Linked DNA regions of Mus musculus: all the other regions are linked to region 1. Evidence: chromatin loops called from intact Hi-C (ENCODE). Cell type or tissue: heart. All regions are shown on one strand. Region 1 overlaps Tbl1x (transducin (beta)-like 1 X-linked). Region 2 overlaps Tbl1x (transducin (beta)-like 1 X-linked). Region 3 holds the start of Tbl1x (transducin (beta)-like 1 X-linked).

Evidence for each region. Peaks named below come from ENCODE experiments on the same cell type or tissue, not always from the same donor. Only the 100,000 strongest peaks of a DNase experiment are listed, where the experiment ranks them.
Region 2: a loop joins it to region 1, with 2.6 times the contacts of the local background. A loop is called at or near these places in 2 of 42 quality-filtered maps.
Region 3: it touches region 1 in a loop (2.8-fold over the local background); 8 of 42 quality-filtered maps call a loop at or near these places.

The regions. Positions count from the first base shown.
Region 1 is chrX:77,619,011-77,621,510 of GRCm38, forward strand. The region is part of intron 1 of Tbl1x (transducin (beta)-like 1 X-linked); the gene reads left to right. The region is part of intron 2 of Gm52447 (a long non-coding RNA gene); the gene reads right to left. Among named protein-coding and RNA genes, the nearest start is that of Gm52447, 22 kb to the right of the region's middle. In heart, a CTCF peak has its summit at 1,453 (motif pointing left); no DNase peak of the experiment used is centred here; H3K27ac peaks cover 569 bases.
Region 2 is chrX:77,545,589-77,548,088 of GRCm38, forward strand. All of the region lies in intron 1 of Tbl1x (transducin (beta)-like 1 X-linked), which reads left to right. Among named protein-coding and RNA genes, the nearest start is that of Tbl1x, 36 kb to the left of the region's middle. In heart, a CTCF peak has its summit at 1,082 (motif pointing right); no DNase peak of the experiment used is centred here.
Region 3 is chrX:77,509,488-77,511,987 of GRCm38, forward strand. Tbl1x (transducin (beta)-like 1 X-linked) reads left to right here and starts at 1,740. Exons shown (of 16, transcript NM_020601.2): 1 at 1,740-1,782. In heart, CTCF peaks have their summits at 1,434 and 1,634; DNase peaks (open chromatin) are centred at 604, 1,344 and 2,284; H3K4me3 peaks cover 2,500 bases; H3K27ac peaks cover 2,500 bases.

The sequences.
Region 1 (2,500 bases):
ATGCCCCACCCCACCCCACCCCACCCAACCCCACCCCACCCCACCCCACATGTGCAGATGCATCTATGAGTGTCTTTGGGGAGGCCAGCAGTTGGTATTGGAAGTCTTCCTCGGTTGTTCTCTGCACTATTAATTGAGGCAGTCTCAGTTGAACTTCTTGCCTTGCCTTGGGGATCATTCCCCTGTCTCAGCTCATAAAACCCCAGAGTTAGAGGCAGGCCAACCCACCTACTCAGAATTTATATGAGATCTGGAAACCTGAACTCCTGTCTTCAGGTTTGCATTTCAAGCCCTTTATCCACTGAGCCATCTCTGTAGGCCTCAGAACAGCTAAAATTTATATGAGTCAAAGAGCTCAAAGGTGCAAGGTCAGCTCACTGTCGACTATTTGCTCATAACTTTTTATTCTGACACCCACAGCTTCTACCTGCATGCAGCTTGATCTAGTATCTAAGGAAACTTAGAATAATTTATTATATTAAAAATAACTTCAAAGAAAACGGCCTTTTTATTTTTCCTTGGGGATGACTTTTCTTCTGCCAGAACTCTGAGATTATTAATGCATTTCAAACTGGTCAAAGTGGGAGAAAGATGCTGAGAGCATAGAACTAAAACAGGGATTATATAGCCTTGAAAACATTTACCTTTGGAGGCTGGAGAGATGGCTCAATATGCCTGTAACATCAGAACTGTGGGGGCAGACATAAAAGGATTCCAGGGGATGGCTGGCTGTCAGCCTAACTCCGACTTCAGCGAGAGACTCTGTCTTAAGGGAATAAGGGCGAAAATGATAGGACTCTCAGTGTCCTCCCCGGCCTCCATGTACATTTGGGGGCATACATACACATTTAGACATAGGTTACACACAGAGATTTGAAGTGCTTTGTCATCATTGCCAGCTACCATTAACATGTTTCAGAGTCTGAAGTCTCCATTTATGCACAGTTTTCTTCATCCAGTAGGAATTGGAAATCAGCCACAAATGAGAAAGTCGAAAGAAACTAGTACATTTATATTATAATATCTGGCCCTAGGTTAAATGAGTACTGAAGCTTTCTTTTCACTATATAGTACCATCCATGATTTTTAACTTTATCTAGAGACTGGAGAAATGGCTCTGCAGTCAAGATTATGTCCTATTTTTACAGAGGACCTGAGTTTAATTTCTACCACCTACCATGGTAACTCACACACTGTAACTCCAGTTCAGGGGATCTGATGCCCTCTTTCGGTCTCAGAAGGCACTGTGCACATCACATGGGCATATACATGCAGGCGCAGCACCATATACAGAAAATAAAAGTAAATCTTAAAAAGAATTAGTTAGTGGGACTAGAGTGAACACTTTTTAAGATCATTGGCTGCTCCTACTGAGGACCTATGTTCTATTACTAGAACTTATGTGGCAGCCCACAAATTGTAACTCCAGTTCTAGGCAATGTGACACCATCTTCTGGCATCTACAGGCACTGCACATACATGATGCACAAACATGCAGGTAAAAATACACTTACACATAAAAGTGAAATTTACCTGGTATATTCCAATTAATCTAATTTCCATAAATGCCCCCTTTCCTATATATTAGCCATGTGAACAGTGTTTAGATTTTGCATGTCATTTTTGTTGTGTGTCTACAGTTACAGTGATGATTTGGTCTGGCTTGAAACTCTCAGGCTCCTTTTTGAAACTAGGCAAACCAACTCATAAAATGGAAAATACTTTTCAAATGGAAAGTTGTTCTATTTTTAGGCAGGGGTTAGTGTTAAACTAGGACAAGTTTGTGGTTATTAATGGATTTGGAAGTGGTTCGGGAAGAAAAATGCTGTAGACATGTAATTTAAAAATTTGTTTGTGAACCAATTAGAGAAGAATTTCATGACTGAAAAGTTCGCTTTTTCATGTGTGCATTTCATGAGCTTCCAGTCATGTATTTTCAGTGAAAATTTTACATCCAAGTTGAGATTTGGTGAATGTGAAAAATGAAGACACATTTGTTAGTCTTGGAGCTTGAGTAATAGGAAAAAGAAATGCAAAAGGCATTAATACTATTTTGGCTGTTTCTGATGTTGAGATGAGGTCTTACTATGTAGCCCAGACATCTCCTCAAGAGCTGTCTGCCTCAGCCTTCTGGATGCTGTAATTATAAACTAGGCAAACAACTTGAATCCTACTAGGTAAAGCATATACCTTGCATGTCACTTGGCATGTCATGATTCTCAGGACAAAAACCTGATCAAAGAAAAAACAACAATGTGATATTTGTGTTTTATTGTGACTGTTCCCCAAAGAAGCATACAGCATAAATGTTAAAATATTGGTGAAACAAGGACAGAACCTAGGATCTCAAGCATAGAATATGATCACTCCGCTACTGATCTGTACTCCCAGCTCTCTCATCATAATTTTAGTATTATTTTGGAGTGCTACAATTTTGAACTGTGTAATTTAAAAATTGTGTAGAATGTCATTTATCTTTGCTTGGTTGAAGAAAAGAACA
Region 2 (2,500 bases), 73 kb before region 1:
GGGTGATCTTTGCCTCATGAAGTCCAAGAGCTAAAGCAATATAGTTGTTTATTCTCCTCCCCCCTCCTCCTTATTGTCTTATTGTGGTTGGTTTATTTTCTTTTTGAGACAGTACCTCACTATTATGTAGTCCAGGCTGGAGACTCCCCTGCCTCAGACTCCCAAGTGCAGGGATCCAAGATGTGCTTTGCTGGTTTGTAAAGTCCTTTCCTAATAGACATGCATGCTCTGTCCACACACAGTGTGGCAAGGAGGTTTCATGCTTTTATTGCAAGACACATGCCTTGGTATTGAGATTGAGTGACTGTGTGAGGGCAGGAGTGGCAGTACTTAATTTCAACAGCCACAATTGATGACATCCATAGCATAGGCATTTCTCACCAAGAATGTTAGATGTGTGCTGGCTGAGAGTTCAGCAACAGATACTAGCCACTAAAGCTGGTTCATTTACTGATTTGTGCAAGTGAGACACAGAATAGGAGTAGGAAGTTGGGGGGAGTGTCTTATGTGCATCTGTGGTGGCTTTGGGTTTAAGTAAGCAAGAATTTATTTTGTGTGTTGAGACAGGAAGTGGATTATTAGGGGTCTAGGTCTGGGAGAGGCTTAGGGATAAAGTTAATATGGTCTTTTGTGAGGTGGAATGAGGAAGGGGCAGATAGGCTAGCCTCAAGCTGGCAGTGCTGCTAAGGATGACATTAAGATCTCTTTTGAGGCAACTATTAGGTGAGAGTTTAGTAGCAGCAGTTTCCTGGAAAATGGTACGAAGGCAACTAACTGTCTTTTGCTGTTTATTTCTCACAGGCTGCACTGATCAGAAGGTGGCTTTGTTATGGATGATAAGGGCCAACCAATTAAAAGGGACAAAAGAAGCTTGCTAAAGGAGTATTACAGTCTAGATATAAAATTTAACAAATTACAGTTTGTTATGTTTATTCTTGGGTGGATAATAATAGATGAGGCAGGCTGGTGAGGTGGGATAGGAGCCAAGAGGCCCAGGAAAGTAGAAAGGTGAAGAGAAGCTTTGGTGGAACCATCCCCTCCTTTTCAACATGAGGACTTGGTCTGCCAGGGGAGGGCAGCAGTGTGGCCTCCTGACAGGAAAGTGAAACTGCACCTCAAGAGGACAGAAAAAGAAGAAAAATAATTAGAATTATAGCTGGGACATTTCCTTGGTCTTTGTTGTCAGCGTGAAAGTGCCTTAGGTGTGACACTGGAGCTGAGAGGATTGCACCACAGGAGAGATGCTCCTGATATATAGTTGGGGTAACTGAGGTGAGGGTAAGTGAGCACACTAGATCTCACAGCTCTGAGCTGTGGGGACACCAAGAGTGGGATGGTCAGAGGTGAGGTGGTATGATTTCTAAGCCTCTGGTTTTGGGATGGCATGGTGTTTTTTCAAATGCTAGGGTTTCATGCCATAACCGATGATAAGAAGCAGTATATGAATTCAACAGTGCCCTTGAGAGCCCAGAGGCCGTCAGTGCAGGGACCCCGTCATGTGTTTAAGAGCAACCTGCAGGAATGATAGCGTGTGAGCTGAACAAGTGTGAGGGCCTAAGCTCAGAGCCCAAGCATCTACAGCAAAAGCCAGAGGTGTACTCCCATTTCTGGGGATGACTGCACAGGAAGAGTGATACCTAGCCTAGCCAGGGATGGGGGGAAGGGGGAGGGGAAGGTGTAGGCATTGGAAGGAGGTAGAGGGGGGAGTTAGGGGACAACAATGACAATTAACTTGTTTCTGTGAGCAGATCCTGTCTCAAGGGGGATTGTGGAGGAGAGCACACCTTGTATTCTCCTCTTGCTGCAGTTGCATGTCAGTGTGTACACAAGCACAAAATATGTTGCAGTTGGAGGCAGTCTTTAAAAGCACAGGCTAATCTGTCACCTGTTTTTGTACAGATAATGAACCAGAAAGGCTTTTATACTTTTTTTGTTGTTGTTGTTTTGTTTTTTCGAGTTTCTCTGTATAGCCCTGGCTGTCCTGGAATTCACTCTGTAGACCAGGCTGGCCTCGAACTCAGAGATCCACCTACCTTTGCCTCCCAAGTGCTGGGATTAAAGGCGTGTGCCACCACTGCCCGGCTGGCTTTTATACTTTTATCTGATGAGTGTAGTGTGTATATTTGGAGGTGAGCTGGAAACCATGTGACCGGTTAAAGTGATGTAGATATCTAAAGTCAGCATTTGTACATTGAGTTTCACAGGAACATGGTTGTACTGTGTGTGTGGCTGTCTTGTTACAAAGGGTGTTGTGAGGGTTGTGACAAACCAACTTGACTGCTTAGGGAAATCTGTGGTGTTTACTGTCTAGGCTGGGGGAGACAGTTCAATTCATATAGTGCTTGCTGTGCAACAATGAGGATTTGAGATACAGTCCCAGAACCTTTGGATCTCTGGGGCTTGCCTACCCTGCCTAGTGAGCCCAGATCCTAGAGAGAGATCCTGTCTTAAAAAACAAGATGGATGGCACCCAAGGAAAAATAACACCCAAGACTGTTCT
Region 3 (2,500 bases), 110 kb before region 1:
CTCAGGAGCCCAAGAGCTAAGAAGGGCAGGCTCAAGGGAGCCCTACCAAGTCCTTTGGGGGTGGGGGTGCTTGAATGGCAGCTGATAGCTAATAAGCCTGTGTACTGCTGATTCACAATTATGGAGACTGTGTAAGTGTGGATTTTTTATTGATGCGCTCTAATAACTGTGTACCAACAGTCGTTTGACATATTTGACGTTTCGTAGAAATATTTTGCAAGGTAAATTTGAGGTCCGCCTTTTTGATGGAGAACCGGCCCCTTAAAAACTCGCCCCAGGTTCTCCCCTCCACCCCCAACTACCAGAGCAACAAATGCCTAGTGTTCAAGGAAGGAGCAAGTGAGGTTAGGGTTTAAATTGCGGAGTGTTACTGGGCGCTTAGCACCGAGCTCATTAGAAGCCTAAGGGAGGGGCAAATTGATTTTAAAAATACTCAGCAAGGCAGACACCAAAGGTGCTGAGGAGGAGGGCCGAATATTTATTTAATTGAATTAAAGGCGGGAGTATGGGGGGAAATCGTCACCGATGTGGAAGAGAGGAAGCGCCAGGGCTGGGCCTTACCAGCCTTGGCAACAGAAAACACTTTGCCAGCGCCTGCGGTTTCAGGCCTGGGGGTGGGGATTTACAGATTTGAGGGCCCCAGTACCCTAACATAGTCCTCCATAGTCCCAGCTTATTTGTGCCTTAGTCTTGTGTTAAAGCGTCTCCCCTATGCATTTCTGACTATTGGCCGAGAGGTGTTTTGCAAAGGTCATGGCTGCGCCCGAGTCCTCAATTTTTGCGGTGGGCGTAAAGGCAACTGGGGAGGGGGATGCTTTATGTCGTTAATTTTGAAGAAGATGCGCTTGGAGATGGTGTTACACGAGAACCTTCTAGGCTAGCTGGGCGGCTTCATCTTTTGAGGTGGGGGAGGGTAACACTTTCAGTGGCTTGGGTTACCATTCCCTCTTTAAATCTTCAGGGTGGCCCTTGTTCCCATCCCCCCTCCTCCCGAGCCACCTTGGCGTGAGGGGTGTGGGATTGAGTATCCGTGTAGGGGCCCTGTTCCCCCCTCATTCCTCTCTGAGCCTGGTAGGGGCCTGGTTGGGGCCCAGAGGGCAATGCTCAGGCTTCCCTCCTCCACCTTGGGCTTGGGGCGGGGAGAGGTGGGGGTGGGGAGGCTTTAGGGTGAAGAACTGTGCCGAGATGTAAGTCTTTTCCCTGCCCCCGGGGGGCTGGGTCTGGACTTGGTCCGGGGAAGGGCGGGCCTGGCGTCCTAGCCCTTACTGGGGGGAGGGGCTGCCGCGTGGGGACGCTGCCCCCCCAAGGAGCTCGGGGAGGGGCCGGCGGGCACGCGGTGGGGGAGGGCAGGGCTGTAGAGAGCCTCTTCCAGGTGTCTGGGGAGGGCGGCGCGCTGTCGACCCTCTTGGCACGTCTCCCAGCCTGGGTAGGCTTGCTCGCGTCCGCTCCCAGCGGAGGTCACTGGCCGTGTCGGTCCCTCCCGCCGTCCCGCCCTCTCCCGCCGCCGCCGCTCCCAGCCCAGCCCCCCCCAGTCTCGACGCTCGGGAGCGACAAGCCGCCAGCGCCCCCGCCCCGCCGCCGCTGCAGCGCCCTCCGGCCGCCATTCGCCACCGAAACTTTCCAGCGCTAGCTCTTCTCGTGGACTAGGTGGCGGGCCAGGGGTAGCGCGCGGCTGCTCCGGGGCGCTTGGCCCTCGTCGGCCTCCGCGCGGCCCGGGGTTGGTGACGGTGGACCCGCCAGTACGCTGAGTGCGCGGCCACAAGTTGCACGGCTCGCGGCGAGGTGAGTACACGCCGGGCAGGGGCTCAAACTTCTCGGGCCGAGGGGCGCGGTGGTGACCCCAATCGCGGGCCCTGAAGCTTCAGGAGGGGCAAGTTCCCGTGTGCCCCCCCAACCCCAGGTTGGGCGCGCTCCCTGCACGCCGAACAATACCTCTGGGGCGGCCGCTCCCCGAAGTGGCCGCGCGCGCGGGGGGCGGGAAAGGCCTGGGTGCGCCTTTGTTTTGGGGAGAGGGAAAGGCAAGTTTAGGGACGCTCTGCAGTTCGTCCCAGCATCTCTTTGTCTGAGGCTCCAGAGGGGGTTGGCTGGGCTGACCCGCGTCGCCCTGGGACTTGGGGGCCGCGCGGGATCCCCTTGTGGGGGAGGGGAGCCTCATTCATCCTCGAGGCGCGGGCCGGCGCTCCCGGAACACGGTGGACGCGCGGCGGCGCGCGGGGGATAGTGGCTGGCCCGTTTGTGATCAGTTTCCGAGGCGCAAACTGTCAGGGAAGTCCGGGAGCCCCCTCCCCATACCTACTCCCAGGCCTGGTCTCGGGGACCAGGGTGTGTGTGGGGGGGTGACAACGACGGAGGGCGGCTCCTCTGGCTAGGTGAGGGAGAGGGACCGCCCAGTACGGCCTGGGGAGGGTGTAAACCTGTTGCTTTGGGGCTGGGGAGGGGTTCTCCAGATCTGCACTCACCCACATCCTCGTCTTAGGAATTTCCCTTACGTAGAGAAGGG